2 separate regions of the Homo sapiens genome follow, and region 1 is linked to region 2. The links are chromatin loops, found by intact Hi-C in ENCODE. Cell type or tissue: IMR-90. All regions are shown on one strand. Each heading gives the region's core, and the rest is flanking DNA. Links, peaks and the distances in the headings are about the cores only. Region 1 has its middle 270 kb from the start of PRKD1. Region 2 has its middle 180 kb from the start of PRKD1.

Region 1 (5,386 bases), core at 326-5,325, 84 kb after region 2:
TATCACCAGTTTTTTTCCAGTGTGTCTTTGTCAGCAGCAGACAAACATACATTTATATCTCCTATCTTTCATCACAAACAAGAAAACATATCTTTCTTCACAAATTTGTTACGTAGCAATAGATAGCTAATACAGTGATAATATGTTCTACATAAATGATCTTTTCAAATGTATTACAGAAAATATTAACCTTCATTATTTTAATAATTTTTACAGATTACTTGGGAAAAGAGAAAGAGTGAAAGGAAATTTCAGACATGAAGCACATGCTTGCAAAAGACTTAAAAGTGGGAATAAGATGAACACAAAAGAGAACTTCAAACTCGCTGCTCCTGGAATAGTCAGATCAGCCAGCAGCGTGGGTAGGAATCAAGGCAGTGAACTGGTCCATCTTTTGAGAGGCATCCTGTAAAGAGCATAAAACCCTGAGCCTAAACTCTGAGACTCCATGCACTGTGAGATAGAAGCCATTTTTCCAAATGAAAATTGGCATGATCCAGAGGCCTGGCAGGAAAGGTAGCATCAAGTTCCAAGTGGAGATAGATGACTGAACTCAGAGCTAAGAAGCAAAGGAACAACTAAGGAAGCCATTACCAAAGCGGAAGCAGAGGGAGAAGTTTTAGCCTATGCCAGAAGAGGGTGAAAAGGACAATCAGTACATGCTGCTATAAGCATTTGAGATATATTTCATACAATTTCTCTGTATCAGTTGTGTTAGCTTGTGGCCTAAGGTTTACAAATGATTGGCTCAACTCACCTTTCCATTTCCTGAGGAATTTCCAACATTTTCTTCCAGAATTTCTGAGAATTTAGAGAAGGCTTCAGTTTGCAGACCCAGCTATGGCTTTCAACTCCTTTCTCTGCTTGATTAATCCAACTTACTGTCTTACTTTTCCACTTGTATGGTCTCTGTTTGCATCAGATTGACACAGATAAGGAACTCAACCTCTTTTCTTGGTTTTCCCTCTCCTAACATACATTAAACATTTTATGCCCTTATATCAGGCTTTCAAGTATGTTATATAGTATGTGTCACTGAAGTTTTGGGAGAAGTGGCAATAATTTCTGCCACAAACAATGTAATATTAAACATTAGATATCCCTGTTCTTTCTTTACAAAAAAAAAAAAAAATCCCTCAGCTAATTTTATTCACTTGGGCTCCAGGTTCTCATCATATTACCTAGCTTCTTTTTCTCTTCTCTCTTCCACCCCCTCTGTGTCCTCTTCTATTCCAAGCAATTTATCAAGATAGTTTCCCAAGCAAAGATTGATCTCTCCCTCAGAGGAATTTTGGTGCCAGCTGTTAAGATAATTGGTTCTTACCTTGCTGAAGTTGACAGGCTGATTGGTATAAGAAATCAATCATAGACTTGTGTTGAAGATTATTACACAATTCCTTGATATTAAAGGGGTGACATGAATCAGAGACAGAGCATTTTTTATGGCCAGAATGGATGGATAGTGGTACTTTCTTTTCTTTCCTCATGCTCGATGAGCATAAATAATCTCATTCCTATGTTTATATAAGTCAACTCTGAAACAAAACTTGGTTCCGAGACCAGAGAAGAGCCAGTTAGACTCCAATTCTCTTTTTGATTGTGAAATAATGACATTTTTAGGCTATGACTTTTCAAACAATGTTTTAGGAATCTTGAAGGACAAAGGACAATGTTTTATAAATCCTAATCCAGAAGGACAATGCATGATACTAAATAACAGGAATAAACTCAAAAGCACATATATTAATATATTGCTGAACACCATTGAAAGTAACTAGGGTACCAATTCTTTACTCTGAAATTTGGCAATAAGTTTTGCCTTTCCTGTATGAACTGTATATAAGGATAACCCAATAACCATATTTGATCAGCAAAAGATTTTTGTTTGCTTGCTTTTGAAATAATTCCAGCTAATAAATTTAAAATAAATGACAGAATTTTTAAAAATCATTATTCTGAAACTGCTAATAAGATAATTGAATTAGGCAACAATCACCAATACATAAACCCCTTAGAAGAAAGTTTGATGGAGAACTTAAAATGGAAGCTTTAGGTTTTTCGCTATTGGAACCCTCTGATCAATATTAGTATTACTAAATGTCGGACAAATAGCCATTATGTGCCTTTGCCTTCTGAGTTGAAGTATAGAGGCCAGCATATACATGACAGGTATTTTCATGTTTCTGTTTGGGAAGGCATGAGTTACTTCAAACTCTGTACTTACTATAGTATTGTAACATCATACACAAGCTGAATTAAGTTTATATTACTTTTCAGGTGAGTTCAAAATTATTATTTTCATTTAGAAAATGTGTATTGAGTACCTTTTATGTTACAGACACTGTGCTGAAAGAGGTGGGTAGGTAGGTCAATGTGCTTCCTAAATTTGGAGATAATTATCTTTCTGTAGGTTCGTTATGCTTGACTATTTCCATGTTCTCCCAATGATGATTTGACATTTACTTATCACTTTACTCACAGGGAATTAAAATGTAATGTGTTTCAACTGTATTTTTCCTTAACTGAATAATACTGCTATATGATATGCTAACTACAGACTGTGCTAATTCACTAAACGAATTCTGTTATGCTGTAATTTGAACTCTCCTCACCACAACTTATTAAAAAGGCACCAACAGTTTCCCATAAAAAAAAAAGGTTTTGTGGATTCAAAAGTGAAAGAATCCAAACTCCATCCTCAAGGAATTTATAGTCACATGAATAAACAAACTTACCCAATCAACATTAGAGGAGATGAACACAAAAGTAGATGCTATATAAGTCGCCACCTAATTCTCCAAGGGCTAACATGGCATATTTCAGAGAGGAGTTGACATCGGAAACAAGATATAAATGATGAACATCTCCCCAACCTGACAATGGAGGAAAATGTCATTACGTGAAGAATAGCAAGTACCAAAACCAATAGCAGTGAAGAAATGTGGCACATTCAGAAAATGTCCAGTGGCCTGTTTTGGCTAAAATATAGGATATATAATGTAGTGAGAAGATGGTGGAGTATTCAGGAGATAACACTTGAAAATTAAACTGGGGCTTGATTATAAAGTACTTTGTATGTTCTGATATAGATTTTAAATTTTATATAGTAGACTTTAGATTGCCACTGCCCTTTTTAAAGTGAGAGTGATATTACACCCTCACTCTAGAAATCTTAGGGAAGATGGGTTGAAGATGAGCCTGACTTGAGGCAAGGGTAGAGTTAAGTGACTGCTGAGACTGCGATAATGAGAGACCGAGAGACCGGGGCAGCAAGAGTGGGGCCAAACAGGAAGCCATGAATGGGAGATTTAGAAGAGAGAGAAGCTAATGTCCACATCATAAGCAGAGGAGACGGAGTGTGCCAATTCAATGCATATCAGCTAAAAGAATGTGTAGAGAAACGTCTCTCCCAGAGCCTCCTCATCTATTTAGTATGTTCCAATTAAGCAATAAAGATTCCTAAAACATTGCTGAAATGTCATAGCCTAAAAATGTCATTATTTCACAATAAAAAGGAAAACTGGAATCTAACTGGCTCTTTTCTGGTCTCAGAACCAAGTTTTGTTTCAGAGTTTATTTATATAAAAAATAGGAATGAAATTATTTACACTCATCTAGCATGAGGAAAGAAAAGAAAGAAACCCTAAGACAAGAGGCGTGATGATATATGTTACTTGGGATGAGCCCTGCATTCTAATGACATCTTGTAACAGAGCTTTTTTATAGCAGCACACTTGTAGCAGCTGTTGAGTGGTTTTACTTACATCGCCTTTATCCTGTGCATTTAGATGGCATGTACCACCAAGTTTCCTATCTTTAGAATATTATTTGGGCCTGTAAGTTATACAATATTCTCAAGTACATATCTTCAACATCAAGTGCAAAGACCAAATGGATGGAAACTATTTCTTGCATCCAATGACTTAATTAAGTCTCCACCTGGTTCTTGAATTCCTGTGCAGCATTTAAATCTGGATAATATAACAAAACAGTGCCTAGTTCTGACACACGTCCATGAGCATTGGAAACATGCAAAGACAGTAAACACACGTGGATTTTCTATAGGCAGTTAGACTACAAATATGGCTATATTTTCCTACCAACTCTTCACCTATTCGTATCCAAAAATACTTTTTTCCAATTTATAAAAATGTATTCTTAGCACATTTCTTTCCAGTCATACAAAAATAAGGGATAGAGATGATAAGTCAGTAAGGAGAATGAGACTTTGACAGGGAAGATTAGCAGAGAAAGTGCTGAGGGAGGTGGAGACATAAGGGAAGAGACTCTGTGTCTGCTCTTGAATAAAAAAAAAAAGCGGGGGGGGTGCGGGCAGGAGGCCACTACCCAGAGATACAACATCTACAAAGAAAGAATTCCAAAGCAGAGATTTATCAATGAGTCATTGCACTGGAAAGTAATTGCAGAAAGTCAGCCAGAAGAAATAAAATGGCTATTACCTTAAAAGGAGGCAAAATGAAATGAATTTCAAAGTACTTATTCTGTGTGGTAAAAACCAGTACAGTTTGAAGGACAGAGACTTTGGAGCCACAGAGGCCTGTATTTCAAAGCTCCACACTTCCACTTTCATCAGGAAGGCTTTAAGTAAGTTATTTAAACTCTAAACCCTGGGTGCTTCATTTTTTACATAGAAATAAGAATGTCTAACACAGGGCTATAGTGAGAATTAGATTAGATAATGTTTGAGAAGCATTTTATATGCCTTTAGTGTAACTACTAAATGGTAGCCATTATGTAACAGGTACTAATGGTGACTTGGTTGCCTTACTGTACTCAAAGATGCAGGGCTATCTTTGCAGAACCTGTTCTAGGACAGGCAACTAAATGGAAAAGGCCATAAATGTTCATGAGCGGATTCAATTATGAAAATAAAGAGAAAGATTATGCTTAAGAAAAATAAAGAAGTATGACATCTGGCTAGTAAAAGCAAAGCTAGATTGTTTTATGGTGATAAATGATCATTATTCCTCTAAGACTATATTAAAAAGGCTTCTGGCCCAGTCATTCAGAACAATCTCAGATGTTGATATCAATGGTTTCTGGATCATGACCTGCTAGAGATTTCTGGTGAAGTTAAACTACCCAAGCCAATTTCACTCACCAGTATCTTTTTCCCTTACTCAATAAATAGGTTAGGTGAATGAATGAATCAATCAGTCAACCAATCAATTGATTAATCAATTCCTAGATTAGAAACTCAAAGTACCATCCACCTTAATGCATGGAATAAAGTACAGTGTTCACTTCTATCAAAATCACTGCACAAAGAAAGTCACAGCTATTAGACATGGCATTCTTCAGCAAGCTAATGTGAATTAAATGAGTTCTATTTTATTTTGGACTATTATTGAAATATGCCATAAGC
Region 2 (5,386 bases), core at 134-5,133:
AGAAAGTCTGTCAGGAAAGAAACTAAAAATGAAGAAAATATGAGTCTTGTCTAACTGAGAAGCCTACCAGTATCAGGGCCCAACATTCATCATATTAAAAATTCCAATTATGAATCCCTCAATTCGAACCTATCTTTTTAGCATACTTTTTAGATAATTTTGTCTTACTTTTTGGTTTGAGTGGACCATGATCAGCTATCTCTAAGGCCAATTCTAATATCCTGTTAAATTTTTTAGGGAGAGGTTCCAAGATGGCCAAATAGGAACAGCTCCAGTCTACAGCTCCCAGCGTGAGTGACACAGAAGATGGGTGATTTCTGGATTTCCAACTGAGGTACCAGGTTCATCTCACTGGGGCTTGTCAGACAGTGGGTGCAGCCCACGGAGCGTGAACTGAAGCAGGGTGGGGCATCGCCTCACTGGGGAAGCACAAGGGGTTGGGTAATTCCCTTTCCTAGGAAAGGGAAGCCGTGACAGACAGTACCTGGAAAATCGGGACACTCCCACTTTAATACTGTGCTTTTCCAACTGTCTTAGGAAACGGCACACCAGGAGATTATATCCCGCGCATGGCTCGGAGAGTCCCATGCCCACAGAGCCTCACTCACTGCTAGCACAGCAGTCTGAGATCGAACTGCAAGGCAGCAGCGAGGGTGGGGGAGGGGTGTCTGCCATTGCTGAGGCTTGAGTTGGTAAACAAAGTGGCCGGGAAGCTCAAACTGGGTGGCTCCCACTGCAGCTCAAGGAGGCCTGCCTGCCTCTGTAGACTCCACCTCTGGGGGCAGGGCATAGCCAAACAAAAGGCAGCAGAAACTTCTGCAGACTTAAATGTCCCTGTCTGACAGCTTTGAAGAGAGCAGTGGCTCTCCCAGCACGGAGTTTGAGATCTGAGAATGGACAGATTGTTCCTCAAGTGGGTCCCTGACCCCCAAGTAGCCTAACTGGGAGACACCTCCCAGTAGGGGCTGACTGACACCTCATACAGCCAGGTGCCTCTCTGAGATGAAGCTTCCAGAGGAAGGATCAGGCAGCTACACTTGTTGTTCTGCAATATTTGCTATTCTGCAGCCTCTGCTGGTGATACCCAGGCAAACAGGGTCTGGAGTGGACCTCCAGCAAACTCCAACAGACCTGCAGATGAGGGTCCTGACTGTTAGAAGGAAAACTAACAAACAGAAAGGACATCAACACCAAAACCCCATCTGTACGTCACCATCATCAAAGACCAAAGGTAGACAAAACCACAAAGATGGGGAGAAACCAGAGCAGAAAAGCTGAAAATTCTAAAAATCAGAGCGCCTCTTCTCCTCCAAAGGAATGCAGCTGCTCGCTGGCAATGGAACAAAGCTGGACAGAGAATGACTTTGACGAGTTGAGAGAAGAAGGCTTCAGACGATTGGTAATAACAAACTTCTCCTAGCTAAAGGAGGATGTTCAAACCCATCGCAAAGAAGCTAAAAACCTTGAAAGAAGATTAGACGAATGGCTAACTAGAATAAACAGTGTAGAGAAGACCTTAAATGACCTGATGGAGCTGAAAACCGTGGCACGAGAACTACATGACACATGCACGAGCTTCAGTAGCTGATTTGATCAAGGGGAAGAAAGGGTATCAACGATTGAAGATCGAATGAATGAAATGAAGCAAGAAGAGAAGTTTAGAGAAAAAAGAGTAAAAAGAAACAAACAAAGACTCCAAGAAATATGGGACTATGTGAAAAGATCAAATCTACATCTCATTGGTGTACCTGAAAGTGAGTTCATGTCCTTTGTAGGGACATGGATGAAGCTGGAAACCATCATTCTGAGCAAACTATCGCAAGGACAGAAAACCAAACACCGCATGTTCTCACTCATAGGTGGGAATTGAACAATGAGAACACTTGGACACAGGGTGGGGAACATCACACAGTGGGGCCTGTCGTGGGGTGAGGGGATGGGGAGGGATAGCATTAGGAGATATACCTAATGTAAATGACGAGTTAACGGGTGCAGCACACCCACATGGCACATGTATACATATGTAACAAACCTGCACGTTGTGCACATGTACCCTAGAACTTAAAGTGTAATAATAAAGAAAAGAAAGTCAAATTTTAAAAAAATTTTATTAAAGTGCATACTACTCTTGTTTTCCTGAGCCACGTTTTCTACAGCGATCTGGCTTAAAGAAAAGGCAATATGTGAGAGGACACCCTTTAGTCTTGTCTTCCCTGGACTCCCCAGCATGCCAGATTCCAGGGTGGATTTGTAGTCCATTCCTGGTACTGTGTGCCCCTTTCCTCAGGTGTTAGGCTCTTGGTTTTCCTGGCTTTGCCCTTAACTTCAGACAAACCATCATTATTAAATAGATGTTTCTGAACATTCTAAGTTTTGGATTCTGTACAAGACGGTAGCCAAATAAATAATTTGTACATTGCTTGAGTTTGGGTATTTCTGTGGTTGGATAGTTTGGAAATTTAAGAATGTCGTTTGAGCAATATTTTGAAATTGAAACCAGAAAAGGACTTCAAAGCACCAATGTAAGTATTCTACTTTTCTAAGAAAATGGTTTGTAATTTAGGATTTGCTGTTAAGTGTAGATGAGAATTGCTAGCTTACCTGAGCCAGCTGCTACCACTTCATTTTATGCTCATAATAATGAAGTGAGAATTTTGGCAAGTGAAAACTGTTGTTTAAAACCTAAGAGGCTGAAAGCATCTCTCCAACAGTGTATTCAGGGCCAAACCTAATGGTTTACAAACCAGATGATGAGTGTGTACATGTTATGAATTGCTGCTGTATGATGCCTTCCTAGGTTTTGTATACAAAGTGGTGAAAGTTTTCATTCTACTAATGTGACTCATCAATACAACAGATGAGATGTTTGAAATATTGCTGTCATTTCTAATGAATTCATAAGCTATTATTCAATTCTCTTTTATGCTACAAGCCCAGCTGAGATCCCAAGAGTTTGTGTTTAATCAGACACAGTACATGTCTATCTTTCACTAAACATCAGGATAATGACCAATATAATTTTTCAGAAAAAAACAATTTCTTAAGCTTGTCAAGTATGATTTAAGGAGACCCAGTTTATTTCCTTAGAAGAGCCAATTTTTATATAAACTCTTTTACACTTTCTATTCGTTATTCGGTATAGTTTGACTTCCCTTTGAGTATAATCAAAGAATAGCAGGAATAGCTTTAACGCAGTCCCCAAACTGACAAGAAGCTATAGTTGATAGCATGAGTGAAAGCAGAAAGATTGGTTTTAGAAAGAAAACATAAATGGTGTTTGAATTGAACTTTGAGGCTGAAAGAGAAAGAATTTAGAGAACAAGTGCCAGTATTAATATCTTCCAAGGAAGGCAGCTTTAATCTGCATTTAGGTACCAGTCAGGGATAAGAATTGCTAGCTGGTCTGAAACAACGGATATAATCATATTTTATACCAAGGGTGCCCATTGTCATCCTGACACAAAACCTCAGGTTTTTCTCCTAATTGACTGAAAGTGCCGTCATGTTTCTTTATGGTCTTCTTTCTTTTTTTTCTATGAATTTTCTTCTCATTAGGATCTAACTGGAGACCCTTGTTTTTCAGGGTCAAGCCACTGAACTGACTGTGCACACATTCTTGGCTTAGTTACCTGCAAAGTACCTGGAAGTTGCAGTTAGTAACAAATTCAGCTTCTGCAGAATCATGCAAAGGGGAGTGTCTCTTACTTTCATTACTTTTTTTCTTTGGAAAAAAAAATGGCTTCATTATCTGGGAACAGAAAATAAACTTTGAAGTAGGTCTTATTTGGTGGTTTAATATCTAACAAGATTATAGGGAATCTTGTTTTAAAAATATGGTCCAGCACCAGGAATTTGAAAGCACATTCAATTTCCATTCTTTTTTTAAAAAATTTCTTTGTTTTTTCCCATTGATATCTCTATTGCAAAAGGAAGACAAAAGGGGACAAAACTCATTTAGAATGAATCTATCTATCTTATTTATCTATATCTTACATATGGCATTTTCTTTAGCTAGTTGCTATTTAACGCTTTAATGATTTAGATTTTTGATTTAGAATAATTCATATTTTTATAGATACTTGATTAAAAACACAACAAATATAAACACATACTACAATAGACAACATAATAAATGAAACTGTTGCAGAATGGGATAACCTTGTGTGTTTAAATTTCTTATAACCAAAAATATTTCTGATGTTAGCACTTGTAATTTATGTTTATTGGTTTTTGGAATCAATGTGATAACCTAAGTCTACATTGAATCTACCTGTCTCCAAATTTCTCAATAAGGTAACTCAAACAACACCTATAGCCACGTGCTAAATATGCATATTTCTTCCACCACAGATAATTATAGAGGGGTCCTATCAATAGGTTGAGCCAAAGAGATGAGAATTTATTCCTATCCACTAGAGCACCACTGCCCCCCTTCTATCTAGCACATTTGATGAAAAGTCCACCTGCAACCGTGGTTCTGTCTACTGCACCCATAAGAAAACCATCTGGTAACCCCTCAGTCCATGTTTTAGGGCAAGCAGTTTCTGTCTGGTACAATCATTGAAGAAACTGGTAAAGAACAAAGGAGAAAAAACAAATGCATAAGTTAAACCCCACATTATGGGAGATTAAAACTAGAGAAAAATGGGGCATGTAAGTTTGTACTAATAAATGCAAAATTCTAAAAACTTTTCTAAAATATAGATTCAAAATGTAAAAAGTAAATGCTATAAGAACCACAAGTAAATATGAGAGAATATTTTTATGTCTCAGGGTGGTAAATGTCTTTTTGAGCATAACTCCAAATTCAGAAGCAATAACAGGAAAGATTTACAATAAACTATTTTTAAAAAGCAAAAGCTTCTCCATGTCAAAACATACAAAAGTCAAAAACAAGCAAAGAGCAAACTGGTGAATTCTTTTTGTAGCACACATAAGGCTCAAAATGTTAATCTCCTTATTATATGAACCATCCTTATTAATCAATAAGAAAAACATTAACAACCCAGTATAACAATGGGCGAATTACATACACAGAGAACTCAGAAATAAATGACCAATAAACAAATGAAAAGATGCTCCAGATTGTTAAAAATCAATAAATAAAAAAAAAAAACCAACTATGAGTGATCAATGCTTCCCCAGGCAGGTTGAGAAAGAATTAAAAGATAAATAGTATCAAATATTGGAGAGGATATGGGGAAACAAGCACTTTTATGCCCAGTATACATTAGTATAAATTGGCCCACCTCTTCTGGTGAGCAACTATGTAATGATTCAAATATTTAAGTATGCACACTCTGACTTAAAACCACAAATTCTAGAAATTTATTATAAAGAAATAATCAACAAGTTAAAAGGATATTTACTGTAGCATTGTTTTTAA

What was found. Peaks named below come from ENCODE experiments on the same cell type or tissue, not always from the same donor. Only the 100,000 strongest peaks of a DNase experiment are listed, where the experiment ranks them.
Region 1: it touches region 2 in a loop (4-fold over the local background); 1 of 110 quality-filtered maps calls a loop at or near these places.

The regions. Positions count from the first base shown.
Region 1 is chr14:30,190,542-30,195,927 of GRCh38, forward strand. No RefSeq gene overlaps it. Among named protein-coding and RNA genes, the nearest start is that of PRKD1, 270 kb to the left of the region's middle. In IMR-90, for the core only: no CTCF peak of the experiment used is centred there; DNase peaks (open chromatin) are centred at 3,430 and 4,410; H3K4me3 peaks cover 197 bases; H3K27ac peaks cover 3,510 bases.
Region 2 is chr14:30,106,719-30,112,104 of GRCh38, forward strand. No RefSeq gene overlaps it. Among named protein-coding and RNA genes, the nearest start is that of PRKD1, 180 kb to the left of the region's middle. In IMR-90, for the core only: no CTCF peak of the experiment used is centred there; a DNase peak (open chromatin) is centred at 2,783; H3K27ac peaks cover 202 bases.